Regions from separate parts of the Homo sapiens genome. Here region 1 is linked to region 2. A link is a loop called in an ENCODE intact Hi-C map of the cell type or tissue named here. Cell type or tissue: CD4-positive, alpha-beta T cell. All regions are shown on one strand.

Region 1 (8,000 bases), 49 kb after region 2:
ATTAGTTACATTTTGGGGAGTCAAAAGTTATACAAGGATTTTCGACTGCATGGGAGGCCAACTCCCCTAACCCCCAGTTGTTCAAGGGTCAACTGTAATTCCCGTGGTAGGTAATTCTAAGATGGCCCCTAAGATTCCTACCCCTTGTGTACATGCCTTATATAATTCCCTTCCCTCTCTGTGGGGAGAATCTGTGAGCATGATGGGGTATTCCTCCTGTTATTAGGTTACATTTTAAGGCAAAGATAAGGGGATTTTGCAGATGTAATTAAGGTCCCAAATTAGTTGACTCTTAGTTAATTCAAAAGGGAGGATATACAAGATGGGTCAACTTAATCACCAAAAGAAATTGTAAGATGACAACTGGGACAAATGCTGCAGAAGGAGAATACATGGTACGATTTAAATAAACATAGCTAACACTCAACATAATATATACTATTTCTCAGGTGCTGTTTTTGGTACCTTGCTTAGGTCTCACAATAGCCCTAGGAAGAGACTGCCATTCTCCCATTTCCCAGGTGATAAGATAAAGGCACACCGAGTTTAGTGACTTGTCCAATGTTGTATTCTTGGGGAATGGTAGAGTGGGTATTTGAAGCCAGGCAGTGTGGCTTTGGTCCTGAGGGTTATGCCACACCCACTAGCCCAGAAAAAGCCTTCCTTTTGGGATGGGAGATGTTTGAGGGGAAAAGAAAGTTGAGCTTAGTCCTTCTTGCATTTGTTTCCCACTTTGGTTTCTATGGTACTTGCCAATCCTGGTTCTCTGTTTTGTTTTGTTTTTAAATCCCTCTTTGCTTCTCTTTTTTTCTTTTACCTAATTTTGAGATTGCCCCCGAAGTTGGGTTACTTGCACCCTGCTCTTTCCCCTAAGTTCTCTTTCTTTTTGACAGTGCATTCATTCCGATGAGTGGTCTTTTAGGGTATTATGAAGTCATGCAGTTAATTTTTAGCAATGAATCACAGCTGATTTCAGAATCAAATGTCATATAAATCAATTTGTGTAGAGCTAGTAAAAGTATTGTAACTTGGAGGGAAATGACTATCAGTTTGCAATTCTAGATACCCAATAGAATCACCTGAGGAACTTGTTTAGGTGATTCTAATGTGCAAACAGAGCTGAGAACCATTGGGTTATTATAACCAATGAAGCCATTCAGTACAATCTTACTTTAAGGGAGTCTAGGAGTAGCATGGAGGGAATCCAAATGCCTAAGTGGTCAGGAAGAATGTTACTTTGTTTATAAGACTATTGTGAAAATTGATTCTATGAATTGGAGTTAACTTGTCATACCCAGCTAGAGTTGAGAGACCATGGAGTAAGCACCTGCCCAGAGATTATGCCACAAGCCAGCTACCAAAATGACCTGCCATAACCCTAAGACCAGTTTTACCCACTGCCATCACTCACTGATCAGAGCTTGCCCACTCCCAAAACTTTCGCTAGTTCCAATGAGTTTTCTTTCAAAACAATATGTGACATGTCTCTCTCTCTCTTTTTTTTTTTTTTTAACTTTTTGAGACGGAGTCTTCCCCTGTCACCCAGGATGGAGTGCAGTGGTGCAATCATAGCTCACTGCAGCCTCGACTTCCTGGGTTCAAGCGATCCTTCCACCTCAGCCTCCCGAGTGCCTGGGACAACAGGCGCACACCACCACGCCTGGCCTCTCTTTCTACTAAAACCTCCAACCTTCTCTTTGTTCTTTGGACACACTGAAGGCCAACCCAGTCTGCATGTATGCCCAAAATTGCAATTTTGCTTTCCAAATAAAATGTCTTGTTTTAGAGATTTGACTCTATATCTTTATCTGACTTTGACACCATGCATTAATAAACACAAGCCAGTGCAGCAGTAAAACATTCCACATTCACTGGTGCAAGTGAAGAAAACACAGGAAAACAGAAAAATGATAGTATATCACTTCTCTTCGTGTGTTCCACACAGTTTAATAGGCATTACATAGGTGAGAAAATAAGGTGGTGAGAGGATGGGGGGAATTGGGTGTAGTGTGATACCACTTTACATATGTATTATTGAATCCTTACAATACTGAGAAGCATCCCTATTTAAATATGAGGAAACGGAGGCACAAAGAGTAAGTGACATGCCTGAAGTTATAAGGATAGTAAGATAGAAATATTAATTCATCTTAGGAATGAAGAACATTGCCATTCTTCCTTTTCTGAAAACATCACCAAGAATTATTGTTGAATTTTTTGCTATTTCACTATTTATCACAATAATGTTTTTTCTTTGTTCTGTTAAGTGAATTAGATTAATGAATTTTCTAATATTAAACTATCCTCTTATTACTTGAATGGGTCCCTCTTGGTGAAGGTATGACTCTATTCACATACAGCTAGGTTCCATTTACTAATATTTTACTTGGCATATTTTCAATAAATATTTATGTGTGAGACTGCAGGCAGCTTAATTTTTATGCTCTTTGTCAGATTTCGATATCAATGTCATGCTGGATTTGATTTTTTTAATGAGAATATTTTTATTTTTCTCTGTTCTAGAACATTTGAAAAAGTATCAACATTACTTGTTCCTTGAAAATTTGAAAGAATTCATGAGTGAAACTGCTTCAGCCTGATGTTGTTTAGGATAATTGGCTATTTAAAAACACTCCTTGTTTGGGCCAGGCACAGTGGCTCACACCTGTAATCCCAGCACTTTGGGAAGCTGAGCTGGGTGGATCACTTGAGGTCAGGAGTTCGAGACCAGCCTGGGCAACATGGCAAAACCCTGTCTCTACTAAAAATACAAAAACTGGCCAGGTGTGGTGGTGTGGCCTGTAATCCCAGCTACTTGGGAGGCTGAGGCAAGAGAATTGCTTGAATCCAGGAGGTGGAGGTTGCAGTGAGCCGAGATCATGCCACTGCACTCCAGCCTGGGTGACAGAGTGAGACTCTGTCTCAAAACAAAAACAAAAACAAAAACAAAAACAAAAAAACCCCACAGTTTTCTCTGGATATTAAAAATACTAGTTTATTCCATAGAGACTTAAACCAGCCCAAAGAACGCAGTGAGAGGCAAAGATGTTCATTTTACTCCATTAGGCTGTTTCTTTCCTCTTCTCATTCACTTTTATGAATAGTGATAAACATATGTTTACCTGGCAAATCCCTCTTTTCTTCTTATACAAGTCTGGGTTAATTACAAAACAGCAGTGACTTTTTCCAGGGCCACATCTAGGTGCATGACATACTTTGGAACACTCACAGTATAACTGGGTACCTGATGCAAATTATTTGCATATACAAGCAACATTTGAGTTAAAAGTGTTACGGACTTCCTGAGATTAGCATTAATTTTTTTCTTCTCTGTTTCCTCTACCTTCTCTTTCCCAGCTATTTAATAGAAGCCTCTTTATTAGAGGAGGTGGCTGGAGAAGAGCCACAGAACTAGGTGAGGGGGTGGGGAGAGTGAGTGGAAAACGATCAGAAACCTTTATTGGGAATTAGATTTTCCCTGTCTCGCCCCACCTCCCACCCCAAAAAGCCTACAGTTCTTCCGGGCCATGGTTTGAGCCTGCCATTCTAGAATGTTCCACAATGCAACTATTACTTTCCTGTAGAGGTCATGAAACGTAGATTTTTGGCTTTCCGGTCTTGCTGAAAGATCTTTATTTCAGTGAAATACCAATCCAGAAGCTACTTTGAAAAGTGTCATATGCCATCCCCAGACTTGGTTTAGGAATAACTTGTGCAAAAGCCACAAATGCTCTTCTTCACAAAACCTCTACTGTGGTTTTCGCACATCACTGCTAACTCTAGCACAGTCTTTCCTCTTTCTTACAGGAGTAAGAGAAAGTATTAGCACTAAGTCAGCTCTGTTCACATTTCCGGTTTCAGAGGCGCTAACTCTGAAAATGCAGTATTTTTTACAGTTCACCCACTCTGTGAAGGATATTCCCAAATCTCATCCCAGTGACAGAAAATCCTTATGTGTCCTAAGCTGCAAATAAGCATTCTGCTCCCAGGTGGAAGAGGATTTTGAGATAAGTTTTTGTTAAGAAGCATGGAAATAGGAGCATTGAAAATTGGTGAAATGCGTTAATTCAGCCACATGAGTAAAATCCCGGATTGGCATTTTGTACCTAGTGATGACTAGTGCTGCGAACCCATGGAAGTCTGGGGACAGCAGCATGCAATGTTGGAAGAGAAGAAAAACACCCTCGTGACTCCCCTCCGGTATAGCTCAAAGTCCCCAGGAGACTTCCTTTCCCCAGATACCTGTGGGTCTACCTGGACGCAGAAATGTGTGCTCTCCTGCTCTCAAAACCGTACCTCTCCCCTTGTCTAGTAAATTAGCCAGACATGGCTCTTAATTGAGATAGTGCTGTGAGCTTGGTTTTTTAAGACAACTTCCTTACCTATAATTAGTTGGCCCTTAATCCTCCTTAAGCTTTCTCTTCCCATCCTGGGGTGTGTGGAAGAGGGCCAGGGGAGAGAAGGACTGTGAAATCCTCAAAGTCCCCAGAGCTCTGCCCCCTGACCCCAGCCCTCGGAGGCCCCCTGCCCTCCCTCCACTTCTCAAATTCCCCAGCTTCTCTCAACCCAGTCCTTGCCAGCGTTAAGAGTAGCCCCACCCCCACCCTCCCAGGCAGGGGAAGGGGCAGCTTTAGGGCTTCCTGGAAATTTACTCCCTGGCAGCTTTCCCAGGAGGATTTGCACTTAAAAAGGACACTTGGGGAGGGAGCCTGCCCCTCTGTACAAAGCTTGTCCTTTAGAAGACCTGGACACAGCCGCCAGGTGGGAAGGTGTCACCTGTGTGAGGGAAGTGGGAGGTTATCCTGAGGAGAGAGTGTGTGAACCAGGGTTGGTCTGGGGCGGGGCAGCGGTTGGGTGGGGAGGACAAGACTTTTCTGCCTGCACTACCCCCACCTTCCTTTTTCCCATTTGTTTCACCAAGATTTTCCTTCCTGACTTGTTTTTGGACACTTTCTGCACCCCTCTTGTTCTGTTCCTAAACTGTCCCATGCACCTTTCCACTACCTTCTCCCTGAATATTTTTTGCTGTGTCCTGTTCCTTGTCCTGGTCCCAAATCACTTGGCCTGCCCTTCCCTTGTCCCTGGATCTTTTTGCTGAGTGGCACTATTTTTGGACAAAGAGCCTTTTCCAGTCCTGCCTTGAACCACACTACATAGAAGCCTCCGTGTAGATGATGTGAGAGTCAAAGCTCTAGGAATTAGCTAACTCTTACCTGGGGCTGGGGGCCAGGCTGTGGAAGGACAGAGACTGGAAAGAGAGCAGGACCCCTTCAGCAGCCCTGCTTACCTTCTGCAGAGCACAACAGCCTGGCCTAAACAAAAATGTTCCTAGTGGCAGAAGATACTTCTCCAGAAGGGCTTGCTTTCATCACACTGTAATTATATATACATTCATTCAGTGAAAATTTACTGATCACCTACTATATGCCAGGCACCATTCTAAGTGCTGGAGATACACCAGTGAATAAAAAAGACAAAAAGGCCCTGCCCTTATGGATGGATCTTACATTCTAGAAACCAGTGCTGGACCAGGCATCAAGACCCTAAGTTATTAGCTATGAGACCTTGGAGGAGCTGCTTAACAACTTCCTGAGCCTGGGGTCAGAACTGAAGAGGGCAGCGTGGAAGATAACAGTTAGAATTTGGAGCCTCAGATTTCTCATCTATCAGAGGGGTATCAGGCTGAATGGGTCGACAGATACAGAGGTGTGCTCTTTGAAGAGTATCCAATACCATATAAACATATGGTTTTATTATCGTCTACCCTCATCCTTGCCACCACTTTTAGGGAGTAGTTCCTAGCTTTGGGCCTACAAGAAATGAAGGTACCCTGGGTCTATTTCATTTGGAAGGATTCTGCAAGTGCATGAGAATAGAGAATACAAGTATTAGGTTGGTGCAAAAGTAATTGTGGTTTTACCATTACTTTCAATGGCAAAAATCTGATGATTAAAGATAGATAGATAAATAGATGATGGGTAGATATAGCTATAGATACATGTTTTTTACACAAGTAGCACATATTCATTGTGGGAAACTTCAAAAATATAGACAAGTTAAAGCAAAAAGATAAAGATACCCCAGAACCTATCACCCAGACACAAGTCTTGTGGTACCTTGCAGACTTGTTTCTGTGTGCACATGTAGAGGAGTGTAGAGCATAATCAAAGAGCCATGCGGTTCCTCCGCTTGACTGTGTGTCCTCTGCTGATGAACATCTTTCTGCTCAGGTCATGATTGGAGCAGCATTTCAAAAGATGGAGCCACTTTCTTCTACAGAAGTGTTGTATTAGTTTCCAAGGGCTGCCATAACAAATTACCACAAACTGGGGAGCTTAAAATGATAGAAATGTATTCTTTCACAGTCCTGGAGGCCAGAAGTCTGAACTTGAAGGTGTTGGTAGGGCCATGCTCTCTCTAAAGGATCTAGGGGAGGGTCTTTCCTTGTTTCTTCCTAGCTTTTAATGGTTGCCAGCAATCCTTGATGTTCTGCGGCTTGTAGACACATCTCTCCAATCCCTGCCTCTGTTTTTGCATGGCTGTTTTCCCTCTGTGTTTGTCTGTGTTCAAATTTCCCTCTTCTTATAAGATCACTAGTCATTGAATTAGGGCCCACCTTAATTCAGTTTGACCTTATATTAATTTCACTAATTACATTTACAAAGTATTTCCCCCCCAAAAAAGTCACATTCACAGGTGCCACATGGGCATGAATTTGGGGAGGGGAACACTGTTCAACCCAGAACAGATATCAACCCTACTGCTTATTTGAAACTGCTTCAGATGTGGTTGGTTCCCCGATGTCAGGGGAGAGAGAGGGCTCCAGGCATCAGCCACCCTGTGACAAGGAGTACCAGGACATCCTTCTCCTCAAAGTCAGAAAACATCCTGATGTCAAAGATACGGGCTATTGAGTTATATGTGGAAGTGCTCTAGTGGAAACTGTCCCAGGTCCACGCTTACCAAGATGGCGCAGTTCACCATGGGGCACTGTGATGAAGAAAGATTCCCAACTCCACTTATTCACAGGGGAACACCCGTGCCACAATAGCTATCAAAGGTTGTGGTAATTGTTTTCCAATTATCTACCTGTGGGCAAAAATTAACATGGGTGCAGAGCATGGAGGGGAACTTTTAGCTACTACTCATAAGCACTTTAGGGACACTCTCAACTTATTTTTACAAAACTGGAACTGGGCCGGTTGCAGTGGCTCACACCTGTAATCCCAGCACTTTGGGAGACCGAGGCAGGCGGATCGCCTGAGGTTAGGAGTTCAAGACCAACCTGGCCAACATGGCAAAACCCCGTCTCTACTAAAAGTACAAAAATTAGCTGGGCGTGGTGGCAGGTGCCTGTAATCCCAGCTACTCAGGAGGCTGAGGCCGGAGAATCGCTTGAACCTAGGAGGCAGAGGTTGCAGTGAGCCGAGATCATGCCACTGCACTCCAGCCTGGGCAACAAGAGTGGAACTCTGTCAAAAAAAAAAAAAAAAAAAAAAAACTGGGGACATCCTATTTCTGCCATGATATTTGCACTATCAGTGTATCACAGGGGTCCTTCTAAGCCAGTAATATACTTCTGTACCAAAATGTATTTAACTAGTAATCCTAAATCTTTTGATAAAGCCCTTCCATTTCTCTTCCACCCCTGTGGTCCCTGTGGTACATCTTGTGCTGAAAGATTACCTTCTACTCAAATCTTAACTATTTTACTGAATCTCTCCACCTCCTTTTGCACCCCTTGACTCAGCCAGGAAAAAAATATATATATATATATATTTCCTGCCCCTGGCGTTTCCTTAATCAGATGCAGACATGGCTGGATGTTCTTTGCTGGGCTGCTGAGTCAGAAGCCTGGACGGGCCAGCTTCAGTTTTAATGAAGTGGCTCAGGAAGGAAGTGCTAACAGAGATGGGTGCACAGTGCAGTCAGTGGGTGGGAGCTGATGCTGGCTAGAAGACCTGAGTCTTCCGAGAGGCAGCTTGATTCCTGGAAAAGAC
Region 2 (8,000 bases):
TGTGACACTAGTGTTAACAAGCTATTGCTCTGCCAGTCATATAAAAGACTAGCAATACAACTATGTATAGAACATATACTTGATAATGACAATAAACAACTATGTTACTGGTTTAGATATTTACTATACCATACCTTTTATCATTATTTTCAAGCGGACTCCTTCTACTTATTAAAAAAAACAGTTAAGTGTAAAACAAGCTCAGGCAGGTCCTTCAGGAAGTATTCCAGAAGAAAAAATTGTTAGCGTAGGAGATGACAGCTTCGTGAATGTTACTGTCCCTAAAGACCTTCCAGAGGGGAACAAGATGTGGAGATGGAAGACCATGATACTGATGATCCTGACCCTGTGTAGGCCTAGGCTAATGTGTGTGTTTGGTCTTAGAGTCTAACAAAAAAGTCTCAAAACTGCGCTTGCTTTGGCAGCCCATGTACTAAAACTGGAGTGATACAGAGAATAGTAACATGGCTCCTGTGCAAGAATGACACACAAATTGTGATGCGTTCCATTAAAAAAAACTAAAAATAAGTAAAAATAATAAAAAGTAAAAGTTTTAAAGTAGATAAGCTTAGAGAATAAGGATATACATGATGAAAATATTTTTGTACAGCTGTACAATTTGTGTTTAAGTGTTATTACAAAACAGTAAAACAGGTAAAAAAATTTAAGGTTTATAAAGTGAAAAAATTATAGTAAGCTAAGGTTAATTAGTTATTGAAGAAAGAAAAAAATTATGTATTTTTTGAGATGGAGTCTTGCTCTGTCACCCAAACTGGAGTGCAATGATGCAATCATGGCTCATTGTAGCCTTGAACTCCTGGTCTCAAGTGGTCCTCCCACCTCAGCCTCTCAAGTTGCTGGGACTACAGGTGTGTGCCTCCACACACAGCTAATTTTTAAATTTTTTGTAGAGATGATGTATTGCCATGTTGCCCAAGCTGGTCTGAAACTCCTGAACTTAAGCGATCCATCCACCTCAGCCTCCCAAAGTGTTGGGATTACAGGAGTGAGCCACCATGTCCAGCCAAGAAAAAATATTTTTTATAAATGTAGTGTAGCCTAAGTGTACAGTGTTTGTAAAGTCTACAGTAGCATGGAGTGATGTCCTAGACCTTCACATTTACTCACCACCCACTCACTGACTCAACCAGAGCAACTTCTACTATTGCAAGCTCCATTCGTGGTAAGCGCCTTATACAGGTGTATAATTTTTTAAATCTTTTATACTGTATTTTTACTGTGCCTTTTCTATATTTAGATATGTTCGATACATAAATACTTACCATTGTGTTCCCATTGCCTACAGTATTCAACATAGCAACATGCTGTTCAGGTTCGTAGCCTAGGAGCAATAGGCCACACCATATAGCCTGGGTGTGTAGTAGGCTATACCACCTATGTTTGTGTAAGTGCACTCTGTGCTGTTCACACAACAAAATCACCTAATGACACATTTTTCAGAATGTACCCTCATCATTATGCAACACATGACTGTGCTTCTTAGACTCCAAACATACTTCCCCTGACTTGGTTCTAGGGAGTCAACATTGTCAATGTTACAACTTCGTCTTAGAATGGTTTAGTGCTCCCCCCCACCTTCTTCTTATACCCAGGATCATAAAGGCTTCTTCAAGGGCATTTTGTTGGGCACGGAGCTGACCACCTCCATGTGTTTCCTTCCCTTCAGGCCTTACAGAGCTTATTCTCATTATTCCACCTCTATTTGCAACGGAGCCTGAAACCTATCCTTATTTGCAGTTTGCCATTTAAAAATCATCCCTTCTGGCTTTACTTTTTGCCCTGTTCTTTCTGTGTCCAAACTGAAAGTCCGAAGTGAGAGAAACTCATGCTACAGAGTAACTCGCTGGGGTTTGGTGTCAAATCTTAAAACGCCCACTTTCCAATCAAGGGTGACTAAATTATGAAGTAGCACTGCCCCCACCCCCTCCTTTTTAGCTCTTCACAATGCTTGCTATCACCTATTTTATAATTAGCAGTAGATTAGCATGAAAAAGATCTTCCTTCCTGAATTAGGCACTGCAAATATATTTTCTAACTTTTGACCTAAATTGCAGTCTGATTTAAAGTTTTGTTTGTTTGTTTACCAGTTTTCTAGAGAAATAAGAAAAAAAAATAAAGTTTTGTTTGTTTGCTTGCTTGCTTGCTTTTTTTATTCACTCAACAAATCCTTAGCACATTTTGAACAAAGCAGCTTGAAAGCAGAGTTAGGCTATTTCTGTACACAAATAGAAGAGCAACTAAGCTTGTGTTTTCACCAGTGGTCTTTTGCAGAAGATAAGGGTCAATAGCTATGAGGGACCAAGGCTCAAGTTTCACTTAAGGGAAACTGGATTCACTTCTCCAAGTGATACTGAAAGCTTGTATTCCAGGGTTAAGATTTACCAAATCAGGGACTCTCTTGTTTTCAGGGATAGTGCAGATTCTACATATCGGGTTTTTAGGGTGCACATGATGAATAGTTTGGAAACGTTTCTGCACCAGTTTATCACTGGCAAGACAGAGGTACCACTTGCAGTCCTCTTCCTGAGAAGGTTCCTCCCACAAGGCATCCCACTTCCTTTTCAAATTTTACTTATTTTGCTCATCAGCAATAAAATGAAAATGTGTCTTTCGCTCTCTATAATCATCTCCCCAACTCAGCAACTTAAGGTGCCTCTGTCACTTTGATTTATTCAAATGATTTGAAATGTCAACTTATTGAAGATCTGTAGAGGACCATGGGTAATGTCACCCACTGCCCTGAAAAGCCAACGAATTTTAACTCTCTGAACGGATGTCAGACAAGGGCAAAGCTGAGCCCATGGAATCACTTTTTGCCATGCTTCTCAATGGAGCAATTCAAGGTGACTTCGTCATGCCCATTGAGGAAGCCACATCTGCCAGTTTGTATGGCATCATATTGGCAAAAAGGAAAAATGGTCACTGAGAGGAGACTTTTCCCCACAAGTATGATTTCTTAGAGAGCCATGGCATTATTTTGGTGCTTAATGAAGTGAAACCTTTTTATCCCAGCTACAGTCCGGCCTTACTGGATTGGCAACAGCCCCAGCAAACTGACAATTTAAATGAGGGTGCCACTGCTTGAGGACTTTATGTGAGGCCTCATTAATTAGTCTATGAGGATGGTCTAACACGGTGCTTGGCACAGAGGTAGATAGCACTCGTGGCATATTAACCATTGCTATGATTATGAAAAGTTCATTTCTAGAGAGTTCCACCAGTAGTTAAGAGGTAGGCTTAGGGATTTGACCTCTAACACACTGTGACTATTCCTGTCATTCTATCCTGCTGGTGGCTGGCCTGGTGCTCTAGGGTAGTCAAAACCATTTTAAGAAACCGCAGAGAAATGTTAAATTCTCCTGTTGTGCTGGAATTCAGTGAATGCCAATGGATCTTAAAATAATTGGGTCAGTGTCTGAGGCTTAGAAAGGCAAGAATTCTCTTTTGCCACATGGGATTTTGTGTGAATTTGGCATTAATATCAGACCTGTGCTATCTTGGCTTGCTTCTTTAGGAAGTAAGCTGGTGCTAACCCCTCAAGGAAAGGATAAAACACTTAGCAGAGCCTTGTTTGTTTCTCAGTAGGGAGTGGCACACTAGCTTAACATGTAGGAAGTTGGCAATAAAGTACTATGTATGACGGAGATCTGACCTCGTTCTTAGCTGAGGTTGGTATGGCTTCCTCTAGAGCATTTGCCAAGTGGCCTTTGTGGTTAAACAGCACACTGAACTTTCTCTTAACTCCTTTTAAAGTGAGGACAAAAGGATGGATATGCCTGGCTGCCGCCAATGAACATTACACAGTGCCTCCTCTGTGTTAGGTGTTGGAGGTGCCATGAGCAGCACAGTCCCAGTCCCAGTTCTCAAGTTCACAGTCTAGTCAGAGATACAAACAGTGATGCACTGGAGCCCATTGCTACTGATTCATGAGAGTTGATAGATGTTTAGAAATTTTTGCCAGTCAGTCGTTAAACACAAACTTATTAAAAATAAAATTCTATAAGCCTGCAATTAAAATACATTTCAAACAAAGGTAAGAAACACTCAAAATGTATCACTTCCTAATTATTTTACTGCCATTGCTTATTATATATGCTCTTGAGGTGATCTATAGCTATTGTAGCAGTCTGATGGAAATGCTGTATAATGCTGTACTACTGGGCATTTCTACCCAAATCAATGTGTAGCCTCACGTCGGTAGCTTGAAATTGGTCATGGTGGGAATATTTACACAGTGGAAATTGGCAATCACTATAAACTTGGAATGTTTTCTTTTTTCCTTTCATAAAATCAGTTATTAAACATTTATTAGCACACCTGGAGACATTCTAGCAAATAGATTACAGTAAATCCAGTGGGCCCCATGGCTGTGGGATTATAGCCCATGGTAGGAGAACATGGGAAAGTGTTGTGAAAGGCTTCACACAGGAGGCAGGTGCTTGAAGCAAAGCTCTGAAAGATAATTAGGAGTGAAGGCCCAGAGGCAAGATAGGGCAGAATTGATCGAATGAAAAAGATGTGGGTTTTGCTCTCAGGGGCTCTCAGTTAAAAGGAAACAGGAGAAAGGGAGTGAAGGGTCAAGTGCTCTGTGGGGTCTACTGGGACTGCTGTAGGGGCACAGAGGAGGGCACAGGGCTGGTGGGGGTAGAGTAAGGCTTCCTGGAGGAGGTGATGTGGCATCTTACCACGGAGATCAAAAGAGAACTAGGAGTAGCCACCGTTCCTGGAATGGAGGTAGAAAAGTAATGTCTTCTTATATATTAAAATATATTGCCAATACAATCAGCATAGAAGAGTAATCAATGTTTTAAAAATGTATTCTCAAGAAATGCTTCACTCTTGAGATTGTGCAATCCTTGAAATATTGCCTTGTGAGTGGGGATCTTAGTTTCTAGTGCAGCCTCCCACCTATCACGGGGCTTTGCTTATAATAGCCCTGGCTGAGGGCTTTGAAGTTCTGCCTGAATACTACAGGTGTTGGGGGAGAAGGGAATTGAGTGCATTTGTTAAATTCTGAACTAAATGGGAATAAAGACCTCATTTGGGGAGATAATTATTAAATCCTATATTCAGAAGTCTGGTGTTTGCTAAGCCCTTCAGTTTCATGGACAAAGCATAAACAATATTCCCTTTTCAACACCACAAATTAACTTTTCCAAGAAAAATTGGCTGTGAGATAAGGATAGATTATATTCTGGTATGTGTATGAGGAATGGGGACTTTGAACTGCTCTCAAGTCCCTAACTACAGAAAATCTAAGAAATGATGTTGTCTCACTTTGGTAAAATAACATCTGGGGAAAATACCTACTTTCTCTTTGCATTTAGTGCCTCATTAAAAAAAAAAACAAAAAAAAAAACAAAACTAAAGGTCAGATTAGCAACCTAAAAATGAAACTAGAATGGAGGTGAGGAAAGAAGTAGTGTAACATTTTACCCTGAGGCTGAGAAGAGGGAGCAGATCTAGTTGTGCAAGCACTCAGAGTCTGAAACGTAGGCCCTTAGTGTTACAAACAGGATGAATGCCTTGGCAAATAAACTCTTGAAAAGAAACCTGTGCTAAGATTTCCCAGAGACTCTGAGTTTTCTTTAATCCTTTACATCCTTCTTTTTGTTACAAAAATAAATTTATTTATTATTTATTTATTTATTTATTTGGACAGGGTCTTGCTCTGTCGCCCAGGTTGGAGTGCAGTGGTGAATCACAGCACACTGCAGCCTTGACCTCCAGGGCTTAAGCAATCCTCCCACCTCAGCCTCCTGAGTAGCTGAGACCACGGACACACACCACCATGCCTGGCTAATTTTGTCATTTTTTTGTAGAGACAGAGTTCTCTCCATGTTGCCCAAGCTGGTCTCAAACTCCTAGGCTCAAGAAATCCTCCCACCTCAGGCTCCCAAAGCGCTGGGATAACAGGCATGAGCCACTGCATCCGGCAAATTCTTCTTAACTTTCTTGTTTGCAAGAAATAGAAACCCATTCAGCTAGTTCAGATAAAGGATGGGTGGGAAAATGAAATTAATTCAGAAATATTAACTGACACTCACTATGTGCCGGGTTCTGAGCTAGGAGTCCCTGGTAAGCAGTGACTAAGATGGACACAGTCCCTGTCCTCACAGAGCGTACCATCTAGGAGGAAAAAAAGCACTAAACTAACAATTACACAGTTTGGGTGTTGTTGTTGTTGTTTCTGAGACAGGGTCTTGCTCTATTACCCAGTCTGAAGTGCAGTAGCGCAATCTTGGGTCATTGCAACCTCCGCCACTGGGGTTCAAGCAATCCTCTTGCCTCAGCCTCCTGAGTAGCTGGAATTACAGGCATGTGCCACCACACCACACTAATTTTTGTTTCTGTTTTGTTTTGTTTTTTAGTAAAGATGGGGTTTCACCATGTTGGCCAGGCTCGTCTCAAACTCCTGACTTGAAATGATCCGCCCACCTCAGTCTCCCAAAGTTCTGGGATTACAGGCATGAGCCACTACGCCCAGCCTATTTGTTATTTAATTATAAGCACGATGTGCACTCTGAGGGAAAGGAGTGAGGGGTCGTGAGAGCCCATGGAGCTCCAACCTAATAGGGCTGGATGAAAGGCCAGAGGAGGCTTCACTGGAGAAGTGATATTTGAGAAAACTCAGGAGCATACCTTTAGCTGGGATGAAGGAAGCATTATCTGGTACCCTTGCTTTTCTTTCTAATTCCCTTATCAGGCAATACGTTACAAAATCAGCATGAAATTTGATAAATTAAAACTCAGAAACAATGTAGAAAAAAAAGCCTCCCGATCTATTTTATACTCGCAGGCTCCTTCCACCAATATGCTCAATTATTTTCCCTGAACAGATGTTCCCAGACCTTTCACTCACCCAGGAGTTTATTTCTTGTTTATTCCTGACAAAATTGCTGTTTAGCATAAGATTTAAAATGTGTGCATTTACAGCGCTACATCCAGAATGCACCCCAGAAAGGAATTTTCACCATTAAATGTACAACTTAGTCAGGGTTATGATGACTAAAATGTTGTGGGAATGCTGATTATTTAAACATGACATTATTAAGTTTTAATTCATCTTTGTAAACAATTCTTTATTTTTATACTGCTGCAGAATTAATACCACTGTTGACTTGTGTTTCAGTCTTTACATATCGCATTCCCTGTGCTTTTCACAGGTCTACTGTGTTTCCACAGTTACTTCCCATCTGAGAAGCTGGAGAGGAGGCATTTGCCTTGACCCTCCACCCACCTACAGTCAGGCAAACATGCCTCTGACTAATAGAAACTGCCTGAAGGTGATGACTTGGTACATCCAGCAGACACTGAACTGCTGGACAGAATCATATTTATAGCTTTCTTACAACTATCTTTTGCTTCTCACACAGGGTAGCTACTGGATACAGGAAGGTGCGTCTTCTTTTCTCACACCCATTTCTCTCCTTTGGGTTTATGACTCCACCATTGTAGACATACTTGTCTGGCCTAAGAAAGCAAACTGACCAAAGAGTTGCGCAAAACTCAGCAGATTCCATTTTGTAAACCTTCTCCAGTTGGAATTGCATAAAAGAGCCCTTCTCCTTTAAATTTCACTTTGAACTCTACCTTGGCTGAACCAAAATATCAGAGGGAAACTCAGTCAAAACCACAGTGTAGACCCCAAATAAGTAAAGATTTACTTGAAACCTGAAGATTTTCTCAAAAGCTTTTGAGAAGGTGCAGATAGAAAGGCCAACCTCACTTGGATTTATGATAAGGAGTGAAATCTGAAACCATGGGTTCTAGGCACTGGCTACCACTAGAGGTAGGTGGTAAAATAGCAATAATAATAATAATAATTACTGCTGCTACTACTACCTCTTGTCTTAAGCCTTTGCTATATGTCAGTAGATATTGTGCTAAGCATTGTTTATCTCAATGGCTTATCTCAGCAACCCTCTGGGGTGGGTGTGATATGACATCTCTTTACAGATGAGAAAATAAGGCTTGTT

What was found. Peaks named below come from ENCODE experiments on the same cell type or tissue, not always from the same donor. Only the 100,000 strongest peaks of a DNase experiment are listed, where the experiment ranks them.
Region 1: it touches region 2 in a loop (4-fold over the local background); 3 of 110 quality-filtered maps call a loop at or near these places.

What each region holds. Positions count from the first base shown.
Region 1 is chrX:136,631,738-136,639,737 of GRCh38, forward strand. It overlaps LINC00892 (long intergenic non-protein coding RNA 892), which reads left to right and starts at 7,806. Exons shown (of 3, transcript NR_038462.1): 1 at 7,806-8,000. In CD4-positive, alpha-beta T cell, no CTCF peak of the experiment used is centred here; a DNase peak (open chromatin) is centred at 3,734; H3K4me3 peaks cover 1,090 bases; H3K27ac peaks cover 1,537 bases.
Region 2 is chrX:136,582,831-136,590,830 of GRCh38, forward strand. It overlaps the pseudogene RNU6-320P. Among named protein-coding and RNA genes, the nearest start is that of MIR934, 36 kb to the left of the region's middle. RefSeq lists enhancers at 3,573-3,702, 3,793-3,862, 5,305-5,364. In CD4-positive, alpha-beta T cell, no CTCF peak of the experiment used is centred here; DNase peaks (open chromatin) are centred at 3,711 and 5,401; H3K27ac peaks cover 5,150 bases.